Linked DNA regions of Homo sapiens: regions 1 and 2 are each linked to region 3. A link is a loop called in an ENCODE intact Hi-C map of the cell type or tissue named here. Cell type or tissue: heart left ventricle. All regions are shown on one strand.

What was found. Peaks named below come from ENCODE experiments on the same cell type or tissue, not always from the same donor. Only the 100,000 strongest peaks of a DNase experiment are listed, where the experiment ranks them.
Region 1: a loop joins it to region 3, with 7 times the contacts of the local background. A loop is called at or near these places in 87 of 110 quality-filtered maps.
Region 2: a loop joins it to region 3, with 12 times the contacts of the local background. A loop is called at or near these places in 95 of 110 quality-filtered maps.

The regions. Positions count from the first base shown.
Region 1 is chr18:31,815,997-31,823,996 of GRCh38, reverse strand. No RefSeq gene overlaps it. Among named protein-coding and RNA genes, the nearest start is that of SLC25A52, 59 kb to the right of the region's middle. RefSeq lists an enhancer at 4,085-4,585. In heart left ventricle, a CTCF peak has its summit at 4,175 (motif pointing right); no DNase peak of the experiment used is centred here.
Region 2 is chr18:31,718,522-31,726,521 of GRCh38, reverse strand. It overlaps a transcript of B4GALT6 not described here, the pseudogene RN7SKP44, the pseudogene LRRC37A7P and the pseudogene LOC390846. Among named protein-coding and RNA genes, the nearest start is that of B4GALT6, 38 kb to the right of the region's middle. RefSeq lists enhancers at 1,605-2,104, 2,071-2,170, 1,400-2,599. In heart left ventricle, a CTCF peak has its summit at 3,969 (motif pointing right); DNase peaks (open chromatin) are centred at 1,901, 2,281 and 3,939; H3K4me3 peaks cover 1,491 bases; H3K27ac peaks cover 564 bases.
Region 3 is chr18:31,552,636-31,560,635 of GRCh38, reverse strand. It overlaps DSG2-AS1 (DSG2 antisense RNA 1), which reads left to right and starts at 3,725. Exons shown (of 6, transcript NR_045216.1): 1 at 3,725-4,673; 2 at 5,921-5,994. In heart left ventricle, CTCF peaks have their summits at 4,361 and 4,562 (motif pointing left); no DNase peak of the experiment used is centred here.

The sequences.
Region 1 (8,000 bases), 260 kb before region 3:
ATGGCCCTGCAAAGGTGTCTTTTGTAGGGGAAGTTTGCATCCATAGAAAATCTTCATTATTACAGCCAGGCCTTTCTCAGATATAGGAGAGATTAACTAAGAGCCTGACACATTTTAAGGTCTGAAAAGAGACATTTATCATCTGTTCTGTCTGAAGTCGGCTGCCTGGAGGCTTCATCTACATAAAAGAACCTTGGCTTCCACAACCCTCCTTACCTTAACTATTTCTTCCTACTGACTTCAAATCTTTAGACAAAGCTTAACTCCTTCAACCAAATGCCAATCAGAAAATCTTTGAATCCACCTATAACCCGTGAGGCCCCCACTTCAAGATGTTCTGCCTTTCTGGGCTGAACCAATGTATATATAATTTATGTATTCCATGTATTGATTTATGTCTTTGCCTGTAACTTCTGTCTCCCCAAAATGTATAAAACCAAACTGTAACCCTACTGCCTCCGGCACCCTTTCTCAGGACCTCCCGAGACTATCCCTAGGGCCACAGTCACGCATATTAGCTGGAAATAAACAGCTTTAAATATTTTACAGAGTTTGCTTTTCTTTTTGTCAACAATGTTGATTAATAAACTCACTAGTGCTATTGAGACAGCTGATATTTGAAAGTCTTTTGGTAGCCACTTTAGAATATGGCCTGACCTGTGTTTTTCAAAGGCTAAATAACCACCCAGGGTTAGGTACCCTGGTTATATTTTTATTTTTCACTTTTTTCATGTCATTATTATCATCTTGTCTCTGTAATCTTATATATCTGCCTTGTACTCTTGTTATGTAAAGCGAAATGTTTCCTTAAGTGTTAGTTTTAAAATTTTTATGGGTATATCTTTGGTTACATATTTTGTCTGCTCCATAACATCATTCAGACAATTTTTCTTCTTCTTTCTTCCTTTTTTTCTTGTATTATTTTCTATACATACCTAGTCTGGTTTCTAAACTTATTTAAAAAAATATATTAAGACAGGGTCTTGTTATGTGGTAAGGCTGGTCTTCAACTCCTGGGCTCAAGTGATCCTCCCACTTTAGCCTCTCAAGTAGCTTAGGACTACAGGCATGCACCACCATGCCTGGTTAAACTCATTTTTAAAAGGAGTTTCTTGACCAACTATTTGCAAGATGGTACTGTAGTAATACTGTGTTCCAGTAATTTATCTTATGATCAAAACTTATATATACAACTAATTTTAGCCTTTGCTACTTTTCAGCCAACCAAGATTAGCAGATACAGAAATTGATGCTGAATATTTTACCTCCACCCTGCTTTATTGCAAGATTATTTTTTTCTTATAAAAATGAGTTGCCGGTAAAATTGTTCAGCCCTGTCTTCTCTGTTTTTCTCCATATTCCAGTTGAAAAAAGGGACACTCTCATCTTGGCTGTCACAACAGACACAGAAAAGGCACTTTGAAGATGATTTTCCATGATTATTAACTGAAGATTCTATGGAAGCATGGAAATAAAAGTGTGATGGGCACACTTCTGGTTTTCCTCTAACATTCCTGATACTCGTTTCAGTCTCCTTTTTTTTTTAAGATAGGGTTTTGCTCTGTTGCTGAGGCTGGAGTGCAGTGGCATGATCTTGGCTCACTGCAACCTCAACCTCCCGGGCTCAAGCAATCCTCCCACCTCAGCTTCCAGAGTAGCTGGGACTACAGGTGAAATGGCCTCATTGCCTGGGTGGCACCCAAAGTTCTTGATCTCATGGCTGAGGAAATCAAGGACATGGACAAACCAAGGGTGAGGTTAGAGCAGAAGTTTAATATGCGAAAGAAAGAGAACAGCTCTCTGCTGCAGAGAGGTGTCCCAAAAAGTGTTGCCCCTTCTACAGTTGAATTATAAGAAACTGTTGAGGGCTGGGCATCTCATTTGCATAAAGCATGAATGTCTGGTAGCTCCACCCCAACCTTTTATTATGTAGGCGGGTCCTTGGCCTGAGCTACTCCATGTTGCTTATCTCTTTCCTACTGTGCATGTGCTTAAAAAAAGGGGAAGGTGAAGCCCCCGTGGTTGACGTGCCTGGCACCAGGTAACCCTTCCTATCGGTGCAGCTGCAGGCATATTCCATGCAAACTTCCAGCTTCCTTATCTGAGTATGTCCAAAACAGGAAAGGAATGTGCTTACTGGGACCCACCGTATGTAAGTGAAGCTTACTGATTACCCAGGAAGCTCCCCTTCTTTGCCGGAGCTGCTTCCTTATCTTTGTTTGCAGCCTGATCTTCCAGGCTGCTCTTTGTTAGAAGAGAAGTGATTTCTTGCGCTGCTTTTTGTTAGAAGGGAAGTTCTGCCAAGGACTCTTTGCCCTAACCATCTGCCTAACTAGTTTCTTTTTATCTCCTCTCTCACAGGCATGTGCCACCACGTCAGCTAAGTTTTGCATTTTTGGTGGAGATGGGGTTTCACCATTTGGGCCAGGCATGGGCCTACATGGGATTACAGGCATGAGCCATCGTGCCCTACCTCAGTCTCCTTTGTAAACTCACTTTGCTTTACTCAACCCTCAACAGTTAGGCCTAATTATTTGTTAAAAGGTGAACTAGCTGCTTTTGGCACGGTATGAAATTTCTATTAAAAGGAGGGCTAGTTTCTACTCCTACTCTTTTTTAATTTCCATATTTTGTGGAATCCTGCATTAATAATCACGGAAAATCATTTTAGAAGTGCATTTTCTTCTGAATATTCGAGGTGCATAATTAAGCATTTAAAAATTGACCATGCTCAAAAACTAAATGAATGAATAAAGAAGACAACAGGCCAGGCATGGTGGCTCATGCCTGTAATCCCAGTGCTTTGGGAGGCCGAGGCAGGCGGATCACCTAAGTTCAGGAGTTTGAGACCAGCCTGGCCAACATGGTGAAACCCCGTCTCTACAAAAAATACAAAAATTAGCTGGGCCTGGTGGCATGTGCCTGTAATCCCAGCTACCCAGGAGACTGAGGCAGCAGAATCACTGGAACCCGGGAGGCAGAGGCTGCAGTGAGCTGAGATCACGCCACTGCATTCCAGCCTGGGCAACAGGGCAAGACTGTCTCAAAAAAAAAAAAAAAAAAAAAAAGCAGAAGATAACAAAGAAAGAGCAGTGTAACAGAAAAAAAAAATTCCAGAATAACAAGATTAAATGAATTTTTTTTCCCCCTTTTTTTTGTTTCAAGCAGAGTTTCACTCTCGTTGCCTAGGCTGGAGTGCAGTGGTACAATCTGGGCTCACTGCAACTTCTGCCTCCAGGGTTCAAGTGATTCTCCTGCCTCAGCCTCCCAAGTAGCTGGGATTACAAGTGTGCGCCATCACGCCAGGTTAATTTTTGTGTTTTTAGTAGAGACAGGGTTTCACCATGTTGGCCAGGCTGGTCTCGAACTCCTGGCCTCAGGTGATCCACCTGCCTCAGCCTCCCAAAGTGCTGGGATTACAGGCGCAAGCCACTGCGCCCGGCTGAAAATGGATTTTTAAAATATTGTTATTTAATAACCAGCTGAAAATGGATTTTTAAAATATTGTTATTTAATAAATGAAAGCTAAGCATAGTGCTATTCTTTAGAAAGCAATTCTTCTACTGTGAAAAACAGAATTGTTGACTCCAAGAAAACACAATATTATAAAGTAATATTTCCCAAAATACGTTTCATTGAATACGATATTAATAGGTCTTAGGTGAAAAAAAGAATTCCCAGAGTAAACTAAGTAAATAAATATAGAATTAAAATTAAAGAGGTTTCTTTACTGCTTAATATGTTAATGGAGGATTTCCCAAACATATTCAACTAGGGAATAGCCTTTCCTAGCCAAAGCATCTTTCAGAACTAGTGATATGTCCCATGATTAGAGGTTAGTGAACTTTTTTTGTAAAATGACAGATAATACATATTTTAGGCCTTGCAGGTCATAGAGTCTTTGTTGCAACTACTCAGCTCTTTTGTTTCAGCACAAAAACCACCAGACACAAATAAATGGGTACGGCTATTTTTCTAAATAAACACCTGTTTTGTAAATAGAGTTTTATTAGCATTAACACTGAGTAACATTGTCAGTGTATCTTGGGAACATGGACAAGACCAAAAAATAGAGGAAGAGAAAGGAGAGAGGAGAGAGTATAGTGACAGAGCATTCCTTTTTATGGAAAGTTTCACTAAAACCTACCAAGTGATAACTGAAACCAACTATATCCACTAGAGGGCACTAGGAGTGCAAGTTTGCATCAATGTTGTCCATACCCTTTGCCTTTAAAATGTTGAAATTAGCATTATATGAGGTAACACATAGCAGAGTTTGGAGGAGTTCACAAAGAAAAAATGTGGCCCGAGGAGGTGGCCAGATGACTGAAACTTATATACCATTTTAGGCTAAACAAAAGAAAGGGGGATTTGGGCTGGAGTTAGGGGCAAGTTCTGGGAAGGAGAGTGAAGGAAATGCATGGTAACTAAAAGTTGTTTTGTCATGCTGAGAAGAGCCTCTCAGGTGGTGTATTAGTTTGTTCTCACGCTGCTAATAAAGACATACCTGAGACTGGGTAATTAATAAAGGAAAAAGGTCTAATTGACTCACAGTTCAGCGTGGCTGGGGAGGCCTCAGGAAACTCACAATCATGGTGGTAGGGGAAGCAAACACGTCGTTCTTCACATGGCGGCAGCAGGAGAAGTGCTGAGCAAACGGGGGCAAAGCCCCTTATACAACCATCAGGTCTCCCGTGAACTCACTCACTCTCACGAGAACAGCATGAGAGGAACCACCCCCATGATTAGATTGCCTCCCACCTCGTCCGTTCCATGACACACAGGGATTATGGGAACTACAATTCAAGATGAGATTTGTGTGGGGACACAGCCAAACCATATCAGGTGGTAAGAGTTGTCTCCAGGAGCCTCTCTTCTTGGTATGGAGACATCTTTACAATGGAAATTTCCTTTGTAAATATAAATATCCTTTATAAAAGGAAAATTTTATACTTTCCTTTTAGATAGGGGGAAGTAAAAAGCTTTTCCTGCATCTCCTGGTTCTCAGTTGCCTATAACTCAAAATAATTCTTGTCAAAGTGGTATATTTTTTGTGGGGCATATTCTGGTACCTTTAAATTTCAAAATCGATATCAAGATTGATGTATCAAGTTTATAGAAAGTATTTGAATATTTTAAGAATTTAAAGGTAGGTTGTAATATTTTCTAAACAATAATACGTTTTTGGATGTATGAGTTTACTTGCGAATAACAGGCTATAATATAGTTTGGCTGTGTCCCCACCTAAAATCTTATCTTGAATTGTAATCCCCATAATCCCCATGTGTCAAGGGAGAGACCAGGTGGAGGTAATTGAATCACAGGGGCAGTTTCCCCCATGCTGTTCTTGTGATAGTGAGTGAGTTCCCATAAGATCTGATGGTTTTATAAGTGTTCGGTAGTTCCTCCTGCGTTCATTCTCCCTCCTGTTGCCTTGTGAAGAAGGTGCCTTGCTTCCCCTTCACCTTCCACCACGACTGTAAGTTTCCTGAGGCCTCACCAGTCGTGCAGAACTGTGAGTCAATTAAACCTCTTTCCTTTATAATTTACCCAGTCTCGGGGATTTCTTTACAGCAGTGTGAAAACAGACTAATACAGGCTGTCATCTCTGCAAACAAGATTGCCTTGGAACAGCTAGTATTGAAAGGTTCCTAAATCACACTACCCAGCTTTCAATCCATGGCTTTCCTCCTTACCAAATATAAGACTTTGGGGCAGTAACTTAACCAGCCATCTGAGTTTTTTCATCTGTATAGTGTAGCAACAATAATTCCTATTTCAATGGGTCGTTTTGACGATCGGCTGACCTAATTCCATACATTTCTTAGCTCAGTGACTGACAGTAATAAGTTCTCAAAAAATGTATCATTTTAAAACATGATTTACTTAAATTCCATTTGAACTTCGTAAGTCCCTCTGTAAGTCCCTCTAATAGATGTGATTTCAAATGGCTGTATGAAACCTAAATAATTCAAACTTAATTATAATTTTTAGAAGCCTAAAAATTATGTTGAGCCTTAAAGGAAATGTGACTGTGTGGTCTGAGCACATGCATGTGGCTGCAATTTCTGCTTCTCAGGTTATAGATTCATTCTTTCTCGTTGTTCTTGTTCTGCAAATCAATTAGGAAAGACTAAATGGTGCCAGACATAAGACCTCCCCCTCCTGATGATGGCTAGCCTTTCCTCCTTTATTATCTTGCATCTAACTCAGATCAGATGGTGCGGAAGACTCCATGATTGTTATATCCTCAATGTGGAATGTTAAATATACCTTTCCCAAAAAGAACACCACCTCAATTAATCAGATTACTGTAACTGTGTGCTAGCCTTGTGTGGAAAATGTTGAAACATTGTTAAGCTTCCCAAACCTTATTTATATAAATGACCCCCAAAACTTCTCCACTTTGGAGCACTGGCTTCCATTCTTTGGAATCTGTGTTCCTGGATGCCTATCCTTAAAATTTGTGCTTGACTAAATGCTATATTTAACCATATTTCTTGAATCTCTTTAAGGTCGACACTCTATAGCAACCACCGCACTATTTTAAGTTACCAATTCTGTTCAAGATTCTAGGCTTTATTTTGATTGTAAACTTGGGGCTTGGCACATCAACTGTGAGATTTGTTTCTTTCATATCATTCCTTAATACTTAGAACAATGCAGGACACATACTAGAAATTCTTGTTGAATTGAATAGAAGAAATGAACTGATGAATGAGATATTGGGTACCATAACTCTTTTGACCAATGCCCTCTGATCACTTTAAATCTCAAGAAGAGCCTCAATTTCAATAATTAAAATTTCCAAGAACTTTAATAACCAGCATTCTGAATTTCATAAAGTTAACATTGGCTTCTCTCCTGGGAAGCTTTCAGTTTGGGAGGAAGATGGCCAACTTCTCCATTTTTCTACTGTGTGCTTCTCCTTCCTGTGTTAATATACTTGGCTGACTCTGAATCTTCCAGAATTTGGTAAAAGTACCTAAGTAGGAGTAGCAAGGGTGTAGGAACGCCTTACCTCACCGGTACTGTGATAACCTGGCATTGATGGTCTCTGGGCACCAGGGAATGTTTTGTGGGTTCTTGAGAGATCTCCCATTACTGGGAATCTTCCACAAGGTGGAAGCCATGTGTCGATGATAGAGCAACAATTTAGTAGAAGCCCATCGTCCCGATGATTGTGGAGTCTACATAGTTGCCTGGGACTGTCTATCTGGACTTTTGTGCAAAAGAAGTAAAGTTTAATTTTATTAAACCTATTGATTTTTTTTGCTGAACATACCCTAACTAATAAAACTATGTTGCCATTGCCAGTAAGGTGTGTTGTCCCCTCTGAGTGTTTAAGATCCTAGCAGGAAGCCATGTTGTTCATCATGTTATACCTATGGATTTTGTGCAGTGCCTGGGCATAGACTATATGTTCAAAAATATTTGTTTGATGAATAGATCAACCTGATATTTTTATAGGGGCAGGCTGGTTTGATGTGCCACATTTTATTATTGAAACCCAATTTTTAATACAGCAGTTAATTTGGCTGAGTTTAGTATTGTTATTGTTGACCACTTATCCCCTCAATTCTCGTCTCTCGGAGTCATTTTTTTTTTTAATACTTTAAGTTCTGGGTACATGTGCAGAACGTGCAGGTTTGTTACATAGGTATACATGTGCCATGGTGGTTTGCTGCACCCATCAACTCCTCATCTACATTAGGTATTTCTCCTAATGCTATCCCTTCCCTTGCCCCCAACCTTGCCCTGGGGGAACGCCCCAGTGTGTGACGTTCCCCTCCCTGTGTCCGTGTGTTCTCATTGTTCAACTCCCACTTATGAGTGAGAACATGCAGTGTTTGGTTTTCTGTTCCTGTGTTAGTTTGCTGAGAATGATGGTTTCCAGCTTCATCTGTATCCCTGCAAAGGACATGAACTCATTCTTTTTTATGGCTGTATAGTATTCCATGGTGTATATGTGCCACATTTTCTTTATCCAGTCTATCGTT
Region 2 (8,000 bases), 170 kb before region 3:
GTCAGAATTTTTGATCAGCAAAAAACCAATGCATCTTAATTAAAAAAAATAAATTAGAAGCAGGGCTGCGAGGACATATTCCAAGGAAGCCAGAGCTGGAGTTGGGGCCAGCTGGGCCGGTGACATGGAGCCCCTGAACCAGCAAACGCACAAGCAGGTCCATGAGATACATTCTCACATGGGACACCTGGAGACGGCAGACAAGCAGTCTGTGCACTTAGTAGAAGGTGAAATCCAAGCAAGCACAGACCAGATATTCAGCCATCTAGAACATCGGGAGATTTTGTCCAGCAAGGAGCCCCCTAATAAAAGGCAGAATGCCAAACTTCGGGTTGACCAGTTTAAGTATGATGTTCAGCACCTGCAGACTGCTCTCAGAAACTTCCAGCACTGGTGCTATGCAAGGGAGCAGCAGGAGGGACAGCAAGAAGAGCTTCTATCTCGAACCTTCACCACTAACAATTCTCAATCACAATCCTCTGACAACTATTGGAGATTATTATCTGTTTAAATTACCGGCATTACAATATCTCGACATGGAAACAACACAAGTCCCACTAACAACAATTGAGAACATCCCCATGATGACTCTTGAATTGGAAAAACTAGCTGTCAGCTTCTCAGTCTGCACAATTAATCAAGAAATAATGTGGAGCCACTGGTACAAATAATGAGGCATCTCCCAGAAGTTTAACTTCCTATCCATCCAATCTCTTGGACAGATAATACCAGTTAATTACTTTGAATGTGGCTCTAAAAGCTGAGTTGGGGGCTGCTTTATGACTGGAGATGGTTTGACCTTCTCAGGTGGCTCTGATGGCTGAGCTGGTATCTCCTGCTGCAGTGGAGGACTGACCTCTTCAGTGGACTTCGGAGGATGACCTGAGGCTTCCTGCTGGGTTGCAGATGGTTCAACCTCCTTAGGGGGCTCTGGTGGCTCATCTGGGAACTCTGCTGGACTGGAGAAGGTTCTACCTCCTTAGGGGGGTCTGGAGTCTGAGCTGGGGGCTATAATTGGGTTGAGGAAGAGCCCACCTCTTTGGAGTGTTCTGGAGGCTGAGCTGGGGCCTGTTCCTGGCTTGTTGTAAGTTTCTTACCTGGCTCTGGAGTTACCGTAAGCTCCACGTCCACAGGTTTGATTGTGACACTGGGCAAGTGTGAGTGCTGAACTTCACTCCAACTTTTCAATGGAACATTTACCTCATGATGTATCAATAGTGGGGCTAGGATCTCTTCAAAGGCAGGTAGCTGCTGTGCTGGAGCCTTCTGCTCTGTTGAAGAGTGGACCCCCTCAAGGGACTGTGAAGGCAGAGCTGGGGCCTCCAGCTTTGGTTGAAGAAAGTTCTACCACCTCAGGGAGCTGTGGAAGCTGCGCTGCAGCTTCTTGCTGGAGTAGAGGACTGGATCTCTTCAGTGGTTTCTGGATTTTGAGTTTCAGGCTCTAGATGGAACTGAGAAAGTCCAGCTTGCTCAGGAGGCCCTGGAGGCTCATCTGAGCTCACCTGGAGTTCTGGAGGCAGGCTGCCCAGATACAGTATATCCATACTTGAATCTAAATACCCATTCTGCAGAGTTTGTTTCTGACGCTGAGGTTTTGATACAAATCGGTATGGAGTTCCAACAACAACCTTGGCAAGCCTTTGATGCTGAGCTAGATCTTTCTTCCGGTTCTTGGGCGAAACAGTAAAGTTCCTTGCTTTTGATTTCTATCTAGAGGTGGAACAAGTATTTCATATGCCTGATGATCTGCAGCCTGATCTAGATCTACAGTTAGAAACTTACTTTTGAGGCAAAGAGGCCGAGCTAGGGCCTGGTTCTGATCCCAGTCTAGCATTGCAACCACCTCTGGGAGACTTCTGTGCCGAGTCAGCTTGTCATTCAGATCCCAGTGTGCAGCAGCGAACTGCTCTGGCCCCGGGGCAGCTCTCCAGCTGAATCCGTGTCCAAGAATGGAACCAAACTCTGAGCCAAAGTCTCAGTCGATTCCTGAAGCGGAGCTGACGTCTGGGAGGAAGCAGAAGACCCCAGGTAATCAAAGCTCTCCCGGGTCTGCCCGGGGGTGGGGAGTTAGCTCATGGCGGCGATTCGCGTGGGAGATCGGAGGAGCGGGAAGACCAGGGCTAAGTTGGCCCCAGGGAGTCAGAGGTCAGCTGGAGCGGGTCCTGGACCCACTCCAGAGGCTAAGCCGCCTGGACTAGTAGCCACAATAGTTGCCATGTGAGGAGGGGCCCGTGGGGCCCAGAGACGCAGCCGGGACAAGACAAGCGCTGGCGCCGCGCACTGAGCAGGAGCCATTAGGGCAGCCCCGAGACGCTGGCGCCCCTGGCAACCGCGCGCCCCATCCCGTCCTTTATTAACTACACCTTTATTTACGCAGCCTTTATTAGGCTCGGGTCCAGATCCGCTCCGCGTCACCAGGGCAATCTTATCCCACAATCCAGCCCAAACCTCCCTTCCGCCCTGCCCGGCCGGAACACCCCTCCCCTCCCCTCTGCGAGGAAGAATTTGGGCCGCGGGGTCTGCGGTCCCAAGACTCCAGCAGCCTGGTGGGGTGGGGTGGGGTGGGGTGGGTTGGAGGTGCGGCAGAGCTTCCCAAGGAAGTTATGGGACCTTGCCTCGGGATATTCAGAAGTGCCAGTCCAGTTCTGGCAGCCTGAACTCTTCCTCCTCCAAGCTGAAATCCGAGAGATGCTTTTCCTCCTCTTGGCCATAGGGAAAGCAACTGACCTGCAAAATGTGCGCCAGTTAGGGTGGCAGGCAGAGCACACATTACGGTCATTTATTCCAAAATGTTGCCATTTTCGCCAAACCTTTGATATCCTTTGTTGCATGTTTGGTAATTAATTCACCACCCTATTAGGCAGGGGCTGCCGGGGAATAAACGAGGACTCCAAATTTTCTGTAGGAGGGGTTTTGGGGGGTGAGCAATTCAGTCTGGGAGAGAGAAGGCCTTTAATCCTAGTGAATAGCTCTTTGCACTAGCCTGGGAGGAAGCTGAACTGTCATCCTGCCTTGACTTAACACAGCCTTTACCCTAGAAGCTACAGCGCCACTCTTCAGAGGTCTACCCTGTGTGCACACAGGGAGAAGACGCTTAGGTTGTTAAAGTCAGCATGTTAAATAATTTTCTGAAATGCGACTATAACTAGAACCCAGCTGACTTCCCCCATAGCCATTCTTACCTATCTTATTACTGATTGTCTGGTACAATCACAAAGTGCGGTGGTACTGACACCTACCTTTTAGGGTTGTTTGAGGATTTCATGGGATAATGAATGTAGACTGCTTTGCAAACAGTGAGCTTTCAATAAAAGGGATCTATTATAAAACAATAATTAAAAAAGAAATTAGAAGCCAATAAGAAAAACATTAACATTGTGTGATGGTGGAAATATGTATGCTATATTGCTAAATTATATGTTTAAATTTCAAAAAATTAAATAGTTCAAAAATGTAGTTTTCATATTTCATTATTCAGCTGCAGCCTGCAGTGAAAACATGTCTTTTCTGTACATTTTGAGTATGCCAAGATTTAAAATCCAACCTCATGATTAGTATGTAATTCATTTATATGTCAGAGGCTACACTCATAAACGTGAATAATCATTCCCAACTTCCTTTTCTAGCTGATATTTTTTGACCCAAATTGAGTAATAAAGAGGTCTTGGTATTTCATTAGTGATTGAAGACCTCAAATTCTCTTTTATTGTGTGTGATTCTGCCACTAAGAACGGGATCATAGTAGCGCTGTGGTTTATTCAAGTTCTGATTCTTCCCACCGTGATAGCCACTGACTGCCAACATTACCGGAACCACTGTTGCCAGATGAAATGAAGGCAAGTAGGCAGAGGAAAACCATCCTGTGAGCACCCACTTCAGGCCTGTGCTCCTAGGCTAAGCTGAGCCTGCTGATGAGGGAGTCACAGAGACGTTCATCTCAAGCACTTCTCAAAGCCGCCTCTAGGGGGCAGAACAATCACAAACCTGAGAGCACTACTGAGGAAGACTCATTGTAATGTGAGCAGCCACCCAGGATTCTGCATCCTTTCCTTATAAATGTTATGTGGTGTGCCTTTTAATTCCACTCACAATTGATTTGTTTTCATGATATATGGTACCAAGCTCTAAAGTTACAAAAATATATTCTTATTCTCCAGAATCAATATTACCCAATATTACCAATTCCTTATGTATTCTTCCAGAGAATACGTGTGTATGTGTGTGTGTGTTGTGTATACAATACCCTTGCTCCTTCCTCCTTCTATATGAATGGTAGTATCCATATACTCAATTCTGTATCTTGGTTTCACTTAATATTATCTTGGATGAGATTCTATAAAAGAATACAGGAAGCTTTTTTTTGTTTATGGTTGCAAATTATTCTAGCTATGTGTATACCATAATTTTTAAATACTTCAGTAAAGGGCATTTAATTATTTCTTCAGTACTACAGAATCTTGTGTATGCATAATTTCACTTATGCATGAGTACATCTGAGGGTGGAATTCCTAGTGTAGAATTCCTAGTTCGAAGGGTATGTGAGTTTGCAACTTGATAGATACTGCCAAGTGTATCAATCAGGGCTCTCCAGAGAAACAGAACCCACATACACACATACACACACACACACATACACACACAGAGAGAGAGAGAGAGAGAGAAAGAAAGAGAATTGGCTTACACAATTGTGAGGGATGATAAATCTGAAATCTGTAAGGCAGGATGCCAAGTTAGAAACTCAGGCAAGAGTTATTGTTGTAGTCTTGAGTCTGAAATTTGTAGGGCAGGCTAGCAGGCTGGAACTCAGGAAAGACACCTATGTTTCAGCCTGGAGGTAAATTCCTTCTACTCTGGGAAACCTTCGTCTTTGTTCTTAAGACCTTTAACTGATTGGATAAGACCTATCGACATTATCAAGGGTAGCCTGCTTTACTTAGCGTCAACTGCTTAAAGATGTTAACCACATCTACAAAATATCTTCATGGCAATGCCTAGACTAGTGTTTAACCAGACAACTGCACACCCTTGCCTAGTCAAGTTGACACACATTATTTTTTTTGTAAGTTTTTATTTTTTACAGTTTTGATTCATGATGGTTTATAATGTATATGTTAGGCATTCTACTATGGAAATGTAACACAGATGTTTAACATGAAGTTGCTGACATCCACTTTTGTTGGTTTTTTTTTATACTTTAAGTTCTAGGGTACATGTGCACAACGTGCAGGTTTGATGCATAGGTATACATGTGCCATGTTGGCTTGCTTCACCCATCAACTCGTCATTTATATTAGGTATTTCTCCTAATGCTATCCCCCACCCAGCCCCCCACCCCCCGACAGGCCCCGGTGGACATACGCTGTTACAAAGACTTTCTGAAGGACTCTCATGCACATACGCCTGTAACAAGAACTTCTGCCAAGAACTTCCTAAAGTGCAGCTTGCTACATGAGTCACAAGGACAGCAAGCAGAATGCACAAGAACACTTGCCTGACACACTGTCTCCACGAATGAACCAGTGTCAACTCCTGTGATGATCCCCTGTAACCAACATTCTCTGTTTGAAAACAAATGATGTATACTTCTCCCTTTTGCCTTTAAACACTTCCCCCTGCCTCAGCCACTTTGGATGTGCCTACGGTCTCCAAAGCCTGCATATCCCAGATTTGCAAATCTTCTGTGCACACCCAAATAAGCTTATTATCTTTGAAGGGTCTCTTTCTGTTTGTTATTTAGCTTGACAGGCCTAACTCTGGTCATGAGGACCCTATGGCACGGGTGGTGAGCAGGGTGACACACATGCCAAGGTGAGCAGGGTGACACACGTGCCAATTCACATTATTTCATTCCATTTCAATCCACACAGTCTCATTCAGGTCAATGTTCCATCTTCAAATTTCTTTCCCCCGTTCAAGGGGCCTCTTGGGGACAGGGAATTGAGGGACCTCTACTCCACATGGGTGGGCGTCAGTCCTTTTGGGAACTCCCTGGTTCCTGCTCCAGGTCTGGTGTCCTTTGAAGCGCTACTGATTAGTTGTACCTTGTGGTGTTGGATATCACGATGGCACCCATAGCTGAAGTCCTGCCATTTGCCCACAATTTTGCAGTCCTTGACATCTCTCCAGCCCAGGCCTCAGGGAGCCTGCTGGTAATCTCAGCACCTCTTTGCCCCTTCCCAGGGAACACACCAGTGTCTGGATCCACAGCACACTCTGCTCAGAAGTGAGGGACTAGGAGCGGTATTTCAGGTTCATCCACCTGTCTTTCTTCTTATTGAAACCACCTTTGCAAAATTACAACTGAAGAAATTATGACAGTGAAAGAAATTAGACCTAAGCAACTCCATCTTGCTTCTAACCTTTAAGCTGTCCTTGTTCATTCCTGGGCATAGGCCAAACTAACTTTAAGAAGAAATTCAGTTCATGGTTTGACTTTAAAACAAAATTAATAACAGCCCTTTTCTGAAAAGACCCCCTTCTTGCCTGGGGACCAGTCTGCCTTTGCAGGACTGACAAATTAGCTACAAGTTTAGAAATTACAGTTTAGGAGTCATGCAGCCTCTGGCTCCAAGAGTCTGAACCTCCCCACATTGCTCCTGGAGATAACATCACTACTGTAAAACCAAAGATCAGTGCTTGAGATATTTTGCAGACCCTGCACTTGATGGATCAGCTGACACCACCCAGACTGGTAATCTGGCTCGACCAGTTCTGCCACATCTATCCAGGAGCAGAGGACGGCAAGAGAAACTCACTTTGATCCGCTATGATTCCATCTCCTACCTGATCAAACGGCACTCCCCACTTACCCTACCCCTACTCGCCAAATTATCTTTAAAAACTCTAATCCCAGAATGCTCAGGGAGACTAATTTCAGTAATAATAAAACTCTGGTCTCCTGCACAGCTGGCTCTGCATGAATTACTCTTTCTCTATTGAAATCCCCCTGTCTTGGTAAATTGGCTCTGTCTAGGCAGCGGGCAAGGTGAACAGATTGGGTGGTTATACCATCAGACAGGGCATGATCTTTTTCTGGAGGCTCTCAGCTCCCTTAGGTTTTACAGGGTGAAGAAAACAACTAGCCCCAAGCTTCCTTCATATTTGCCTAGATGTGTCCATTGATTTTTCCCCTCCGGGAATTTGGTCTGGAGCAGGTTGCCAGATGAGTTGCCTCTTTTTGCTCCCCCATCTCTTTTCTCCTTGCCCCCTGCTCTGGGAATGGAGTATGTCAGCTCTACCCTTCCCACATGGCAGAGGTCTCCCTTACAGCATAGCCTGAGTTCTCCCTATTCCTGGCTTAATGGTGAAGTCAGCAAGGTCTAAATCTTGATATACCGATTGGAATTTAAAGAATGCAGAAAACTATTTATCTCTCCAAAAAACTCTTACCTTGAGAGCTTGTTTGGAGGTTCTAGCAGGGGAGTGCAGCTATTTGTATACCCTTGACCAAAGACCGGTCCTCCTCTATTGGGGATGGTCATCCTCTTGGAACGAGCATGCAGCTTCAGGAGGGACGCACATGTAGGGGTGAGGGAGGAAGAGGACACCCACCTAGCCAGCCAGGTCAGCCAAATCAATCCTGGCCATTAATGGGGTGACATATGTCACAGCCAGATAACCCTCACATTCCCCAAAAAACTTTTATCTATCTTGGTAGCTTCTTGCTGAGGATTCAAAAAATGCTACTTATGCTATCAAAAACCCAACATGTCAATCTCTTTTCTAGGAAGCAGTTGGTTATGAGGGCCCATAAGGAGGTTAATGTGATGGAGTTGGTCATTCCAGGAATCAGTGCCCTTCCTGGTAGCGGCTTCTTCTCTCAGGAGTGGAGAGGAGGCAGGGGGTGGAATATCACACCCTCCCTTTTGGCTCTTCATGGCCAGTTCAGAGGTTTCTGCCTCTATAAATATTCTTTTCTGATATGGAAGTCGGGGCTGGCTCTTAGTGACTCTGCACAACTGATTCTCCAAGCACCAGCCCTCCAGATATGTGGAGAGCGT
Region 3 (8,000 bases):
GGATTTCTTTTAAATTGGCAAGCTAGTCCAGGGGCAGTGCCAGCACTTTGGGAGGCCGAGTTGGGAGGATCACTTGAGCCCAGGAGTTCAAAACCAGCCTTGGCCACATAGCAAATCCCCATCTCTACAAAAAATATATAAAAAAAATAGCTTGATGTGGTGCGTGCCTGTGGTCCCATCTACTCTGGAGGCAGAGGCAGAAGGATCACTTGAGTCTGGGAGATTGAGGCTGCAGTGAGCTATGATTGTGCCACTGCACTCCAGCCTGGGCAACAGAGTGAGACCTTGTCTCAAGAAAATAAATAAATAAATAAATAATAAATTGGCAAACTAGGAGAGAAAAAGCATGGTAAGTATAGCCTGGCATTTTTGTTAAAAAAAAAAAAAAGCTTCTAAAAAATGTCTACACATACATTTACCCCATGACCCAGCAATTTAGGTATTTGCCCCAGAGCAATGAAAACATATGGCCACCAAGGCTTGAACATGAATGTTTATAGTAGCTTCATTTTTGATAACACAAAACTGAAGACAGTCTGGGTGTCCATCAATATGAGAATGGAAAAACAATTTTGACATAATTATACAATAGAACGCTACTGCATTCCATTGCAAAATAGTTTCTTTTCTACAAAAAGAAATGTGTTACTGGTACACACAACCTAGATGAATCTCAAAAAATTATGCTGAGTGATAGAAGTCTATTCCAGAGTCCACACTATATGACTCCATTTATATAAAGTTCTAGGAGAGGCAAAACTAAAAAAAATTTAAATAAAAAAGTCATTGCCTCTCAGAGATAGAGATGAGGCCTGAGCAGGAAGAGGTATTGGTATTTTCTGGGGTCATGGTCATTTTCACATCTTGAAAGGGGTTTGGTTACACGGGTGTATGCATTCTTCAAAACTTAGCAAATGTACACTTAAAATTGGTGCATTTCATGCTATGTGATTTTGCCTCAGAAGAAAAAAAATGTAAATAAATCTTGAACTGTAATTCAACTCTGATGTGTTCAGCGTATGGATGTATTTAAGTATACTTATGGCTATAATTTAATTTGAAATTCACCAAGAGAAATAAGATGGATTGATCAATGGATACAGACATGGATAGATATGTAATAAACTAAGAACAGTAAAATATTAATAGTGAAATCTTGGTGGTAGAAATTCAAGTGTTCACTGAAAATTCTTTCAGTTTGCTATGTGTGTGAAAAGTTTTCCAATAGAATGTTGGGGAAAATGTCTATTGAAATATGATATACCATTCAATTAACAACAAATAGTCATGCACGTGTCATATATAAAGCATTGTGATATGTACTAAAGATGCAAGAATGAAGAAAGACAAAGCTTTTGGCTCGGAGCTTTCACAGTTTCATAAAGGAGACCAAAGTACCAAATTGTTAGGGGAACAAACATGTCAACAATTTTCTGGAATCGTCTAATTTCAAGTACTTTACTTTTATTTGTTTTATGTGTAAAAGAAATGCATTTTATTATTATTTATGTTTCTGTTTCTATTTTTATATATTTCAGGGGTACAAGTGCAGGATTTTTAAATTTTCATTTTTTTAAAGCATAGTCTTTGTCATCTGGGCTGGAGTACAGTGGCACAGTCATGGCACACTGCAGCCTTGAATTCCTGGGCTCTAGTGATCTTCCCATGTCAGCCGCCCAAGCAGCTGAGACCGCAGGTGTACACCACCATGGCCACCTAATTTCTTAAAATTTTTGTAAAGACGAGGTCTCACTATGTTGCCCAGGCTGGTCTAGAACTCCTGGGCTCAAGCAATCCTGCTGCCTTGGCCTCCCAAAGTGATGGGATTACAGGCATGAACCACCAAGCCCGGCTGCAGATTGTTTACATGCTCGGATTGCATAACAGTTACATCTAGGCTTTTTAGTGTACCCATCACCGGAACAGTGAACGTTGTACCCAAGAGGTAATTTTTCAATCCTTACTTTCTCCTCCCTTCTCACCTTTTGGAGTCCCCAGTGTCTATTATTCCACTCTGTATGCCCACGTGTACCCACTGTTTAGCTTCCACTTATAAGTGAGAACATACGGTTTTTTTTTTTTTTTTTTTTTTGAGACAGAGTTTCACTCTTGTTGCCCAGGCTGGAGTGCAATGGTGAGATCTCGGCTCACCGCAACCTCCGCCTCCCAGGTTCAAGCGATTCTCCTGCCTCAGCCTCCCGAGTAGCTGGGATTACAGGCATGCACCACCACACCCGGCTAATTTTATATTTTTAGTAGAGATGGGGCTTCTCCATGTTGGTAAGGCTGGTCTCAAATGACTTTCTGTTTTTGAGTTATTTCACTTAGGTTAATGGCCTCCAATTCCATCCATGTTGCTGCAGAAGACATGATTTCATTCTTTTTTATGGCTGAGTATTATCCCGTGGTATATATGTACCACAGTTTTTTAATCCAGTTGATGGATTAAATTGGACACTTAAGTTGATGGACACTTAGGTTGATTCCATATTCAAGTACTTTATTTTTAAACGTAAGGAATTCTTTAAGTAAATGACTCCATGTTATTTTGATTGACTAATTTTGTAAGTGTTTTTATGTAAACAAACTCACAAGTTAGGAAAAAAATCTTTCATCAAATGCTGTCTTCTAATTTTGTTTAGGGAAATGTTTTTCTCATAACCATACCTTGCCTGTCTGTTGCCTCTGTGACCTATTGACATAATATTTAAAATTTACTTTACAGCAAGAAAAGGGCACTGAAAATGCACGGAAAAGTCAATGAAAGTCAGAAGAAAAAAAGGTTAATATTTAAGGTTGACTTTGGTTGGAGTTAACTTCAACTTTCCCCCACCCTCTTCCTGCAGAATCTCCTCCTTCCAGCTGAGGATTCTTTCTAAAACCTGGTTATAAGGTGTCTTGCTCACAATTGTCTGTGGCTCTTTACTGCATAAAGAGTCTGGTCCCACAGCCTTAGCTGCTGTTCCAAGTCCTCCACAGGGTGGCCTGTACCTGCCTCTTCACCCACACCTTCTGCTGTGCTCACCGCCTCTAATCCCTTACCCGCTAGCCACCCTCACCTGTGTGAGGTAAGCTTCTGATCTAGGTGGTCCTTCCTCCTGTTTACTTACTCTCTGGATTAGTTCATTTTTGCATTACTATAAAGAAATACCTGAGGCTGGTTATTTATTTATTTATTTATTGAGACGGAGTCTCACTCTGTCGCCCAGGCTGGAGTGCAGTGGCGCGCTTGGCTCACTGCAACCGCTGCCTCCCAGGTTCAAGCGATTCTCCTGCCTCAGCCTCCTGAGTAGCTGGGATTACAGACGCCCGCCACCACGCCCGGCTAATTTTTGTATTTTTAGTAGAGACGGGTTTCGCCATGTTGGTCAGGCTGGTCTTGAACTCCTGACCTCAGGTGATCTGACTGCCTCAGCCTCCCAAAGTGCTGGCATTACAGGTGTGAGCCACTACACCTGGCCTGAGGCTGGTAGTTTATAAAGAAAAGAGGTTTAACTGGCTCACGGTTCTGCAGGTGAACCAGAGGTGTGGTGCTGGCATCTGCTTCTGGTGAGGGCCTCAGGAAGCTTCCAATTATTGGCGGAAGGCGAAGTGGGTGTATCACATGGTGAGACCAGGATCAAGAGAGAGGGGAGAGAGGGGCTACGCTTTTAAAAAACAACCAGATCTCGCGTGAACGACCTGAGCGAGAACTGGCTCATCACCAAGGGGATGGCACGAATCCGTTCCTGCGGGATCGGTTCCCATCATCCAATACCTCCCACCAGACTCCACTTCCATCATTGGAGGTCACATTTCAACTAAGATTTGGAGGGGACCGTATCCTAACTATATTAACTTCCAATTTTCATCGAAAGCCCACCTGTCTAAGAAGAGCTCCTAGACATTCCCTTTCCCCTTCAACTTGGAGGAATTGGGAATGACAAAGAGAAATTAATCAAAAGAAGAATTAATCTCTCCAATCAGCCTTGGCATTTTCTTTCTATCTTTGATATGTTGTTTTTTACAGTGTCTTGGTTTTCAGAATAAGCTGTTTGTAACTACTTCCTCCACTATATTGTGAGCCTCTGGAGGGCAAGGTCTGGGCCTTACTCATCTTTGAGTAATTTTAAAGCCACTAAATAGGGCTCTGCACATAGTGAGAATTCAACATATGCTTAGTTGAATCTAATATTTCAGAAAAAGTCAACATCTATTCTTTAAGATAGCCCACAGCAGGCTGAGTGTGTTATTCGTAAATCCATTGGCCAGCGTCATTTCCTCCAAAGTGCAGCATTTTTGATAGAACCAAAGGCTCATGACTGACCTTCAGAAAGACATTTTGTATTTCACCATCAAAGAGTGGTATGGGTTTTATTAGACTTCCGTAATCCAGGTCTCGTTTCTCAGGCAACTCTGAAGCGTATCACACTTTATCTGAGAGGGTCACAATTAGTGAAGGAAGGAATTGGCCTTTGCAAGTTTGTGTTGCTCACGAACTTATTAAATTGCTTGATTTTTTTTTTTCTTCCTAGCTTTGATAGATTGACTTTGCCTCTTTTACTGCGTGCATAGTGCCATCTTGTGGCCATAAAGCATATAACACTCATAGTTATGCCACAGTGCTTCTGTTCCATCTTATTTCTGTAGTCCAGAGGATCTCTTAAGTGTAGAAACACATGGATTATTACTAGGTGAGCATACATATAGTTTACTGCTAAGCCAATTCAACCTGGTACATCTAGTTGGGGTATATCTAGAAGCATTTAAGATGCTTGTATTTTGTGCGTTTTCCAACTTCTTTCATTGAAGTATCCCAATCCAGTGTTTTTCTTTGAAAAAGAACCCATGTAAACTAGGGAAACAATAGATGTGGTCCTTGGAGAGGCTGGAATGAGAAACTCAAGATTACTTTAGAAGGGTCCAACTCAAGAGGGGTTGCAAAACCAAACTTCCTGCTAGAAGAAGCTGAAAGCTGTAGACGAGGGGCAGGGGAACATATAGGGTACGTCTTAATGTATAGCCTCGGGTAAAAAGAAAGAAGAATAAAACAGATCTTTAATACAGTGAGTAAAATCTCCAACAATCCAAGTAACCAGAATATAGGAACTGAAAGAGATTTTGAACCATTGCAAATAGATCGTGTCCTGCACTGAAACCTCTGTAGTTTTCCTCAGAATCCCTCAAACCCATTGAGAATCCATCAATTCAGACTTAACAATGAGAACTAACTTGGGCTTGGGATGCAGCAGATTAAATGTTGTCAGTTAAATGAATCATGTGCAGGTTTAGAAAACCAGTCTGAAAATTTTGTTTGGATTTTTGCAATTGTCCTGCTTAAATGTACCAAAAACCCTTACCCTCTGAGACAGGTAAATTCCTCCCACCACAGTTCACCATTCTTCCTATGACTGGCCCTCTGTTCATTCAGTCACCAGCTATTTCTTTTGTTGGTTGATACTGGAGTAAGTATGAGGTGACAAACATCAAAAAGGCCCATTCCTGCCTTCATTTATCTCAATACCCACTGACAGTACACAGGGGAACAATGCGGGATGCAAATCAATTCTTCAACAGCTTTATGACCCTAACTTCAGAGATCCTATCTATAGGAACAATGGAAATGCAAATGGTCAGTACCTGGTGCTACCTGACTTTTAGCAACAACGAAGTGGGCCAAAGTGCAGCCTGATTAATGTTTAATTACAAATATATTTCTGTTCAGAACTCAGCATGCAATCCTCGTCAACACTGGGGGACCGTTTCAAGTCTGGTAATAATTGAGAAGGAAGCAACCACTACTAATAGGCCTAAAGGAACAAGGAGAGAGCGTGGGTCCAGGAACTCAGAGAGGGAGTTGCTCTATAGAGAGATGCATGACAGAGGGAGGTAGAGGGAGAGATGCCCTGATCTCATTTTTCTCTTTCTCACCAATCTCTAGCCAAGGCCATCACTGGCCAAGCCCATCTAAAAGCCAGAGGCAGCAAGCAGTGCCCGTTGAAACATCCATAAAAGGTAAGCTCCTGGGTCTCAGAGCAGGGTGAAGAAGAGCAGAGAGTGAGTATGAAGAGGCAAATGGAAAATACCCGGCCCAGGGTGTATCTGGATTTTTAACAGAGACACACATTCCTCATCACATGGTTTTTCAATCTGGATAGGTGGGTTTTTGTAATCTGTGGAGCAATGTGAGTCCATTCCCATCCACTGATGGACTTGATACTGTATGTTTCATATCATGCCAATAATGCATTATAGCAAGTGGGGCAGGGGTATGATGGAAGGTGTGAGGGACAGAGACAATGCTGAAAGCTTCTTGATTAGCACGAGGGTAGAAAGAAAGTCAGAGATTGAATGGCATAGCAAGATCCACAAAGTGCAAGCTCAAGGTTCACATATATCATTTGTGAAATAGTAGAATATCTGAAGGTTGACTGTGATAAATTAAAGACGCATATTGTAATTTCCAGAACCATTGTAATCACCCAATGGGTTCTTCCTGCCACTGCACAGACAAAACCAATTCACTGAGACCATGACATTACAATAAAGAAAGAGTTTAATTGAAATGGGCTGGCCATACCACGTGGGAGATTGTTATCAAATCAATCTCCCTGAAAATTCGGAGGTGAGGGTTTTTCAAGGATAGTTTGGCCAGCAGGGGGATAGGGGAATGGATGCTGCTGATTGGTTGGGGATGCAATCATAGGGGTGTGGAAAACGGTCCTAGTGCACCAAGTCTGCTACAGGATGGGGGCCACAGGAGCAGTTGAGCCAAGAGTCGTGGGTATCCAGTCGTCAAAAATGCAAAAGTAGCAAACGACATCCCAAAAGGCCAGTCTTATTTTCTATTATAATAATGTTATCTGCCAGAGTAATTGGGGAAGTTGCAAATTTTGTCACTTCCCGAATAATGGATGGTAATTGTTTACTCCTACACCTTAGCAGACTAGAAGCCCCTTTCATCCTCCTAACCTGGTGGGCTTTCATTAGTTTTATAAAGGTGCTTTAGTTTTAGGGAAAGGTTCTTCTCATGTAAACTATAACCTAAATTTCTCCCAAAGTTAGCTTAGCCTAAGCCCAGGAAAGACCAAAGGCAGTTTGGAGGTTAAAGGCAAGATAGGGGTTGGTTAGATCAGATCTCTTTCATGTTGTAATTTTCTCATTGTTATAATTTTTGCAAAGGTGGTTTCACTCTGAAGTTCCCCCCAAATCTTTACACAATGATAGAAATGTTCTAGATTTGTGCTGTCCAATTGGTAGCCGCTTGCCACGTAGAGCATAGCCCTAGAATGTAAGTACAAATCTAAATGGGAAAAAAACTGAATTTTCCCTAGTGCAAACAAGGAAAACTTTCCCTTGCCATCTCTCATCTCTCTTTTCTTAGAGTATTTAGTTTAAAAAACTTGCAGTTGTTACTTCTTTCTCTATCTCCTTTGCCAGCTTTATAACCAGGGATGTCCTTCTGAAGGACCTGGGGCTATCTTTTTGAAATGTTAACATCAAGGAAGCTAGCCTCCCTATCTTCCCATCTCCATGGGTGCTCGCTCCAAATTATAACTAGCTACCTATCAGAGAGATCTAAGAAGTTTTATTATTTCTTTGAATAAAGGCAATTAGCAAACACAATAGCCCCCTCAATTACTAGGTGAGTTTAAGATGAGCTATGTATGACAAACGGTGCTGTCAAATCCTCTGACTTGAGGACAAGCTATAGTTTATCTTGTGAACAGGTATGTTCTAAATGGCTGCATAAAAAGCAAGAACTTTTTGTCTTTGCAATTTCTTTTTTTTCTTCTTTTGTGAGATGGAGTTTCACTCTTATTGCCAGGCTGGAGTGCAATGGCGCGATCTCAGTTCACCGCAAACTCCACCTCCCGGTTCAAGCGATTCTCCTGCCTCGGCCTCCTGAGTAGTTGGGATTACAGGCACCTGCCATCTGCCCAGCTAAGTTTTTTATTTTTAGTAGAGATGGGGTTTCTCTGGTCAGACTGGTCTCGAACTCCTGACCTCAGGTGATCCGC